Regions from separate parts of the Homo sapiens genome. Here region 1 is linked to region 2. Evidence: chromatin contacts called from ENCODE POLR2A ChIA-PET data. All regions are on one chromosome and are shown on one strand. The core of a region is the stretch at or near the end of the contact, and the rest is flanking DNA. Distances in the headings are between cores, read along the strand shown.

Region 1 (3,940 bases), core at 111-2,610, 170 kb before region 2:
GTCTTGCTCTGTCATCCAGGCTGTTGTGCGGTGACACAATCATGGCTCACTGCAGCCTCGACCTCCTGGGCTCAAGTGGTCCTCCCGCCTTAGCCTACCAAGTAGCTGCGACTACAGACATGCAGCACCACACCAGGTTAATTTTTTTGTATTTTTTTTTTTGTAGAGATGGGGTTTCGCCATGTTGCCCAGGCTGGTCTCGAAGTCCTGGCTCAAGTGATCCACCCGCCTTGGCTTCCCAAAGTGCTGGGATTACAGGCGTGTGTCACCATGCCTGGCCAAGTCTAGCATTTAAACCTTTAACTGAATGTAAGGGATGAAGAAAAGGGAATGTGATTTATTTTTTATTTTTATTTTTTGAGACGGAGTCTCGCTCTGTCGCCCAGGCTGGAGTGCAGTGGCGCGATCATGGCTCACTGCGAGCTCCGCCTCCTGGGTTCATGCCAATCTCCAGGCTCAGCCAGTAGCTGGGACTACAGGCACCCACCACCCCGCCCGGCTAATTTTTTTTTTTTTTTTTTTTTTGTATTTTTAGTAGAGACGGGGTTTCAGCATGTTAGCCGGGATGGTCTCGATCTCCTGACCTTGTGATCCGCCCGCCTCGGCCTCCCAAAGTGTTGGGATTACAGGCATGAGCCACCGCGCCCGGCTGGGAATGTGATTTATTAATAAGATCAATGAATTAAAACATTGAAGTTGCTCTCATCCCTGCTTCCTTCCTTCCTCTAAGCATCCAGAGAGCCCTCTGATCCTTTGGGATCACAGACATGGGATATTTTTACTCTCCAGCATGAACACATAGGTGGATTTACTGTGAAACTACTGAAGCTTACACTTCAGGGTCCCTGGCTTCCTCAAACAGGGCTTCCAAGCCCTATATCTAATTTTGCACTTCTTTCTTAAGAGTTGCCTGTACCAAATATATAAGCCTCAGGGCCCCAAACCTGGATCCAGCCTGAGTGAATGTTTTTTTAGAGCCAGGTCTGATAGAAGCCTGTTTTTAAGGAATTACCAGGAACTGAGCATGCTGTTTTTGGCCCTCAGGGGTTTCTCTCAGAACTAAGAATTTGGGGGCTGTCCTCAGTCACAGGTGCAGCCTGAAGTCTGTTCCCGCCATGTTCACTCTCCTCTATTTACCATCACCTGCCCCTGCTGCGTCTTCCTTTAAAATACAGCCCTGGGCCCTAAGCTTTGTGCTGATTCAAGCTCTTTGGAATTCAAGACATCCAGGAATCCGACGCTCCAAGAATTTTCCCAACGACCTCTCAGTGGGCCATTCAGGCAGGAAAGGATACACACATTCCTAATGGGGCCAGGGGCTGTGACTTAGCCTGTGTGTGGCTGAGAGCCTGCTGAATACAAGGTGCTGGCAGTTGGCAGGGCTTCCCAGGGTGGGGACTTCTTGCTGAGCTCATCAGCAGGCCCAGCTCTGTACCCATTTGTCCAGGGAAAAACCAACCCCTAATGGAACTGTTTGTTTTATACTCTCTCATCGAAGTCATAAATGACTCACAACTAGAATGTTATTAACGTGAGAACAGAGGCCTACCTGGCAGAATAATTGGTTTTGGTCATTTGCTCAGAGTGCCAGGCAAATCCACAAAGCATATCAAATTACAGGTTAGAAACCTGATGAATAAACAAGAATAATACTGTGAGTTCTCAAGGGTACGTCCTGTACCTGTTTTGCCCACTGTCATATCTCCGGCAAGACACAGTGAATACAGCCCCTGACACATTGGAGGTAATCTATAAAGAGTTACTAAATGATTAAAGAAAAGGGATGAGCTGTTCTTAGTGGAAACACCCATTTCTCCTAAGATGAATTCGCATTCTTTTGGACCAGTTCTTTCTAAATTAACAGCACTACCCAGTGGTATCAGAGCATCTATACCTTTGGATATTACAACAACTCTATAAATTCTAATTGCTTCTTCTTTTTTTTTTTTTTTTTTGAGACAAGAGTTTTGCTTTTTCACCCAGGCTGGAATGAAGTGGCGCGATCTTGGCTCACTGCAACCTCCACCCCACCGGGTTCAGGCGATTCTCCTGCCTCAGTCTCCTGAATAGCTGGGATTATAGGCGTCCGCCACCACGCTGGCTAATTTTTGTATTTTCAGTAGAGACGGTGAAGCCATGTTGGCTAGGCTGGTCTCGAACTCCTGACCTCAGGTGATCCACCCACCTCAGCCTCCCAAAGAGCTAGGATTACAGGCGTGAGCCACCGTGCCCAGCTGAGACGCTATAATTTCTAACCTATGGCTTCCCCTTTTCTGGATTCCATGCAGTCCACACACAAGCATTCTATGACTCATTACCTCCTGAGCATCCAGCTTCTTAACTGTTACATTCTAGGGATCTTTTCCACAGTATGTTTCTAACTCCTTGATGGTTTTTGGGGGAGACCTGGGTGACACACTTGGAACAGACCTGCTCCAGGGGCTTGTTACTTTGTGTGCATCCCGCTCCCTTCACTTTCAGGTGACCTCATTTTCTAATCTTCCTTAGAGCAACCAATCCCCCATACACTGTCTCCTTCTTCAGAGAATCTTTCTATGTGGATTTGTGCTTTTTAAATTGGCATATGAGTTTTAGGCACAGTTGGACCAGGAAATGCCTTCCTGAGGAATTCAGCAGCTTCTAGAGATAAAATGTGATAGAGCAAATTATGAGTCTGGGAATCAGGACATCTGGGTTCCAGTTTTGTACACATCATTCATTTCACAAATAAGCACCCAAAGCCCACTATGATAGCCAACTGCAGGGCTGTGCTACAAGTATGTAAACAAAGACACCTACTCCTGCCCAAGGGCAGCCCAGTGGGGGAAGTGAAAGGATTAAATTGCAATAATAGAGAATTGTAAAAGGAATTGGGAGCACTTAGTGAGGTGGTTCTACAACTTTATTGCACCATCAGGATCCCCACGGGTGTTCTTTCAAATGCCAATCTTTGAGCCCCATCCTTCAGAGATCCTGATCCGGTTGATCTAGGAATGCTCAGGGACATTGAATGTTTATTCTGAGCACCTTCCCTCCTCCCTCCACTCCCCTCCTGGTGATTCCACTGGAAGTGGCCCCAACCCACACTCTTTCCTTCAAGAAAAGGTTCACAAAGGCAGGGGTCTGGAGCTGATTTTTTTTTTTTTTTTTTTTCCCAAGAGACAAGGTGTTGCTCTGTCACCCAGGCTGGAGAGCAGTGGTGCAATCATAGCTCACTGCAGCCTCAACCTCCCGGACTCAAGTGGTCCTCCCATCTCAGCTTCCCAAGTAGGAACTACAGGCATGTGCCACCACGTCCAGCCCTTACAGCACATCCAGCTCTTACAGCTGATTTTTAAAGGAGGAAGGAGTACAAACTTATGAGGCACAGAGGCAAAAAATGGCATGATTTTACCCTACGCTCTAAGAAAATGAAGGCCATGAGGCATGAATACCACAGCTTCCTGACCTACCCAAATGGACACCTTTATCTCCACTGGCAATTTTTCTTTTTTGACAGAGTCTCACTCTGTCTCTCAGGCTGGAGTGCAGTGGCACGATCTCGGCTCACTGCAACCTCCACCTCCCGGGTTCAAGCGATTCTCCTGCCTCAGCCTCCTGAGTAGATGGGACTACAGGCGCGAGCCACCATGCCCAGCTAATTTTTGTATTTTTAGTAGAGATGGGGTTTCACCATCTTGGCCAGGCTGGTCTTGAAATCCTGACCTCCTGACCTCCTGATCTACGCGCCTCGGCCTCCCAAAGTGCTGGGATTACAGGTGCGAGCCACCGTCACTGGCCAATTTTTGTATTTTCTTAGTAGAGACAGGGTTTCACCATACTGGCCAGGCTGGTCTTGAACTCCTGACCTCGTGATACACCTACCTTGGGCTCTCAAAGTGCTAGGATTACAGGCATGAGCCACCGCACCCGGCCCATTGGCAACCTTCCTATAGCACCA
Region 2 (4,433 bases), core at 125-2,624:
AGATGTTCCTCCAAAATCAATCTTGGTCCATGTGCCTGTGTGTGTGTGTGTGTGTGTGTGTGTGTGTGTGTGTGTGTGTGTGTGTATGGGTGGGGGGAGGGGCGGGGACACTGCATAGAACTGGCCAGCTGCATGGACTGTCACTGTAAAGAAAGATGAAGAATGCATGTCACCAAGCTCTCTGATGCTTTGAACCTAGCATATGTGGCTTTGCCCATATGTGCGGGCACCTCTGTAGAAACTCTTCTGCCAGTTGGGCTGAAAATAGTTTTACATAGTTCCATACTGCCTTCCAAGCTGTTTTCAAAGTTTATGCTCTAATAGTTCCCCACGGAGGATAACACAAGATATTCATTTTCCTCAAACTTTCCCGCACAGGTTGGAGAGAAACGACATCTTAATGTCATTGTAACAGGCATTTCTTTATTAAAAAAATTTTTTTTTTGGAGACAAGGTCTTGCTATGTTGCCCAGGCTGGTCTCAAACTCCTGGGCTCCAGCGATCCTCCTGCCTAGGCCTCGGGAGTAGATGGAACTCCAGGCGCGGGCCGTGGCGCTCGCACCACAGGCATTACTTAGGTATGAGGCTGGTTGAGCATTTTTCTCGTGTTCACTGGCTACTCACGCAGCTTTGTGAATGGCTTCGGAGATCACTGGACAGGCAATTTTCCCTCTCAATGAACCAAATCCAAATTCTTTTGGAACCCAAGACCGCGATTTTTCGATTTAGGACCTAGTCCCAAACAATGAAGAAAAGGTGATCTTCAAGATTTCAGCAGGGAAATCTGTATATCTGTACAAGGTTGAAAACCTGGGCCGGGGGTCGCGTTGGAACCCCACAGGAAAAAGGCGCGGAAAGCCGCCGGGCATTTTCCGGGGTTCCATAGATGTCCCCAGTGTCCTAGTCCGTGCATCAGCTCGCGCACTCGGAGGGACTCTAGGCAGGGGGAGGGCCCCGCGGCCAGTATGTGCGTCCGAGGCTTTCCCGCAGGGGGCAGTGCCGCCCGCCCGCGCGCCGATACGGTGGGAGGGGGTGGGAACCTGCGCGGAGTTCTGGAGGTTCTTTGGGAGAAAGTTAGGGGATGCGGAGGGGTGGGCGCAAGACTTCCAGGACTCCAGGGAGGCCGTGGGGAGGGCCGCCGAGGGTGCAGTGTGAGGCGCAGGAGGGGGTTGGGGGCGGTGCACGTTGCAGGGAGACGCAGCCCCTGGAAGATGCGAGTGTGAACGTGTGAGTGTGAGTGCGTGTGTATGTGTGTGTGTGCGCGCGCACCGCAGCTCTCCGGGTTCCGCGAGGCGCGCGGGTGTCAGCTTGCAGCCGGGGCTCCTCCCTCCGGCCCCCCTGCCCAGCCCGGCGGTCCCTCCTCCCTCCCTCCCCGCTCGCCCCTCCCCGGCGGGCCAGGGGCTGGGACGCCCCGGCGGAGCAGGCGGCGGCGGTGGCGAGTTGGGGAGCCCTAGGCTCGGCGCTGCCGGAGGGGCCCGAGCCGAGCCGCCTGCGCCCCGGCCGGGCAGCGCCGGGCCCGCTTCCCGCGGGGCCACGCCCTGTCAAACTTTGTTGCGGCGGCTAGCGCAGCGGGCCCGCAAGCGGGCGGGAGGGGCGCCGGGCCGGGCCGGGCAGGGCGCGGGCGGCTAGGGGCTCCGAGAGCGGCGGCCCCGGCCCGCGGCCCCACCATGCCCCAGCTCGGCGGCGGGGGCGGCGGCGGCGGCGGCGGCAGCGGGGGAGGCGGCGGCTCCAGCGCCGGGGCGGCCGGCGGAGGGGACGACCTCGGGGCGAACGACGAGCTGATCCCCTTCCAGGACGAGGGGGGCGAGGAGCAGGAGCCGAGCAGCGATAGCGCCTCGGCGCAGCGGGACCTAGACGAGGTCAAGTCGTCCCTGGTCAACGAGTCGGAGAACCAGAGCAGCAGCTCGGACTCGGAGGTAAGGAAGCACCGCGGCCACCCCCGGGGGATCCCGGCCCTGCGTCCGCTCACCCGCTCTTGCCTTTGTGTCTCCTCCGCAGGCGGAGAGGCGCCCGCAGCCCGTCCGGGACACTTTCCAGAAGCCGCGGGACTATTTCGCCGAAGGTATGTGCCCGCTGGGACAGCCCCCCACTCTCGATTCCCGCTGCGCTCCGCTGCTCAGCCCGGGCGGCCCACCGTCCCCCTTGCTTGGGTGGACGCACCCTTGCCCTCCGCCTTTATTGGCGGCAGCCCCCGTGGGGCGCGCGTGGGGGGCGCTGGGGTCCCCAGCTCCCGCCTCGAGCCCCCTGCCGCGGCGCTGTCAGTCCCGGGGGCCTGGGCCTCACCTCGCCTTGGTCTTGTTCGCAGTGAGAAGGCCTCAGGACAGCGCGTTCTTTAAAGGACCCCCGTACCCTGGGTACCCCTTCCTGATGATCCCGGACCTGAGCAGCCCGTACCTCTCCAACGGACCCCTGTCTCCCGGAGGAGCGCGCACCGTGAGTGCCCGTCGGGCGCGCCGGGGAGGGTGGGAGGCCGCGGCCCGCAGGATGCGCCCCCGGGCTTGGCCATGGAGTGGGGGATGGGGCCTTCTGCGCCGATCCCAAGCAGAACTTGTTTGCGGAGTTGAACTACTCTCTGGCGGCCGAGCGCGAGGCTGCGCTGGCCAGTGCCTGGATGAAAGTAAAGTTACTTTAACTTTTCCCCTCTTGCGGGTTGAGGTTTTGGAGTCCACCTCTGGGATCTTCCTTGGCCTCCAGAATTCTTCGCCTGCACCGAAGGAAACTTGGATTTGTGCCCGCTTTGGGGGGGTCTCGCTTTCCTTCTTGGAAATCGGTCAGCTTTCTCTGGCAGTGGGGCAAGGGGCCTAGGGAGCTGGGTTGGCGACGTTGTCCTCCGACTCCGGGTTCACTGGGCGGCTGCAGGCTGGTTCCTAAGAAACCCAGTTTTCGTGGCGGGTTATTCACAGCCCCCGTTCCCACCCCCAGCCCTCGCACCGGGGCCTCAGCTTTTCTGCGGAGCTAGCTCCGAATTTTAAACTCGCGTAGATGATTTCGAGGCGACCCAAGGCATTCTTCAAGTTGAGGAACTTGGCTTTTTCCCCCTTTTGTCGCCTGCTTTTCTCATTTAAAGCGAGCGCTGCGACACTTTAAACCTGTTAATGGGCGCGTATTGTGTGCTGCCCGCTGGCATTTAGAGCGGTGATTAAGCAAATTGACCGGGCCCCAGACGACGTGCAAATGAGGGCGGATTCCTTCGCCCCCTCTCTCTGGCTCTAAACTCCCGCCCCCCGCGTTGCGAGGGGCGCAGCTGGGGGCTGGCGAGGCCTTTGTGTCCCCCAAGCCGCCACTCCACCCCTAGGCTCCCTGCCCAGGTGCTGGGTCCGATGACAGATGTTGGGTGAACGCCTACCTACTGTGTGCCAGGTTCCCGCGTGCTGCTGCTTGGGCGCGATGTGAATCGTAGTAGTTCTTTGCTTCCCGCCCAGATTCCCATTGCCTGCCACTTCGCTGTCGACGGTGGGTAAGGGGGCAGGGAGTGTTAGCCTCTTAGGAGCAGGGTCCCAGCAACACACTTTATGCTAAGACTGCCCTAAAATAACGACGATAATTAAAGGGTGCTAGAGAAAGGCTAGGTGCTGAATGGCCATTCCTGCTGTCATTGTACAGCGGTCGGTGGAGAGCCAAGTCCTCCACATTTGGTTCAGCGGGGGCGCTACCATCACCAGATGGGTTGGAGGGGGATTGACGGGGGGCGGTGGAAGAGACTCTGACTGAGAGAGAGGGGAATGGGGAGTGGGACTACACAGACCTCACAGTTTTGCCCCGAGAGGGAGGGAGGTCTTGCAGCTTTGGCCCTGCTGGCCTGGAGCACCCCAGGAAGTCCTGAATGTAAGTGTCAGTTTTGCAGTGAAAACTGGATGTGGGTCTATGGCTGTTGCTTTTTCTCATTAAAAGAAAAGAGGTGCGTGCCAATCAAAGGGGGGGGGGGATCAACGAGCTGCTGCGGTCTTATTTAGGTTTTCAGTGATTCCCACCAGTGCCCACACATGTAGCTTAGTTCTGCAAGTTTTGTTGGGATTCGTGTAACTTTGCGTATGGGGGAGAGTTAATGCCGCTAAAGTCTCAGGTTTCCATTTACTATTAGGATATCTAGAGAGAGGGGTCTGGGAGGCACTAGCATCTGTGCATCAGCCCTCAGCCAAGTCCTGATGCAGTTAAAGTCACCAGAAATGACTATTTCACCATCAAATATGACTATGGCTCCCTCAAGGCTATTTCTCCATGCACCCATTTCTCTTTAGGGCATTTTGATTCATCCAGGCTCTGCTGTCTGCTCTCTCTGACAGTCCAAGTGAGACAGATTTTTGTTAGTGTCCCCTCCTTCCTTCCTTCTATCACATTATGTGTTCTTTCGCCTAAGAACTTCCAAAGGCTGATTCTTGCTGATCCTGGAGATTCCTGATTACTAAATCCAGGCCCGTGTGGGATTTTGGAGC

Evidence for each region. ChIA-PET counts read pairs that join two places held with the same protein, here RNA polymerase II (POLR2A).
Region 1: POLR2A ChIA-PET joins it to region 2 with 13 read pairs in H1. The contact joins the enhancer-like site here to the promoter of TCF7L1 in region 2. POLR2A ChIA-PET finds 5 or more read pairs at or near these places in 2 of 52 experiments (H1 and WTC11).

Annotation. Positions count from the first base shown.
Region 1 is chr2:84,957,056-84,960,995 of GRCh38, forward strand. No RefSeq gene overlaps it. Among named protein-coding and RNA genes, the nearest start is that of KCMF1, 12 kb to the right of the region's middle. RefSeq lists enhancers at 715-1,403, 1,404-2,094, 2,095-2,784, 2,785-3,474 and a silencer at 1,091-1,385. Within about 2 kb of position 1,361, at least 18 of the 41 ENCODE cell types and tissues checked have a DNase peak (open chromatin) inside an H3K27ac peak, as active enhancers do.
Region 2 is chr2:85,132,018-85,136,450 of GRCh38, forward strand. TCF7L1 (transcription factor 7 like 1) reads left to right here and starts at 1,375. Exons shown (of 12, transcript NM_031283.3): 1 at 1,375-1,916; 2 at 1,999-2,062; 3 at 2,306-2,433. The coding sequence starts at 1,668. RefSeq lists a silencer at 975-1,044 and enhancers at 1,410-1,984, 2,560-3,134, 3,135-3,708.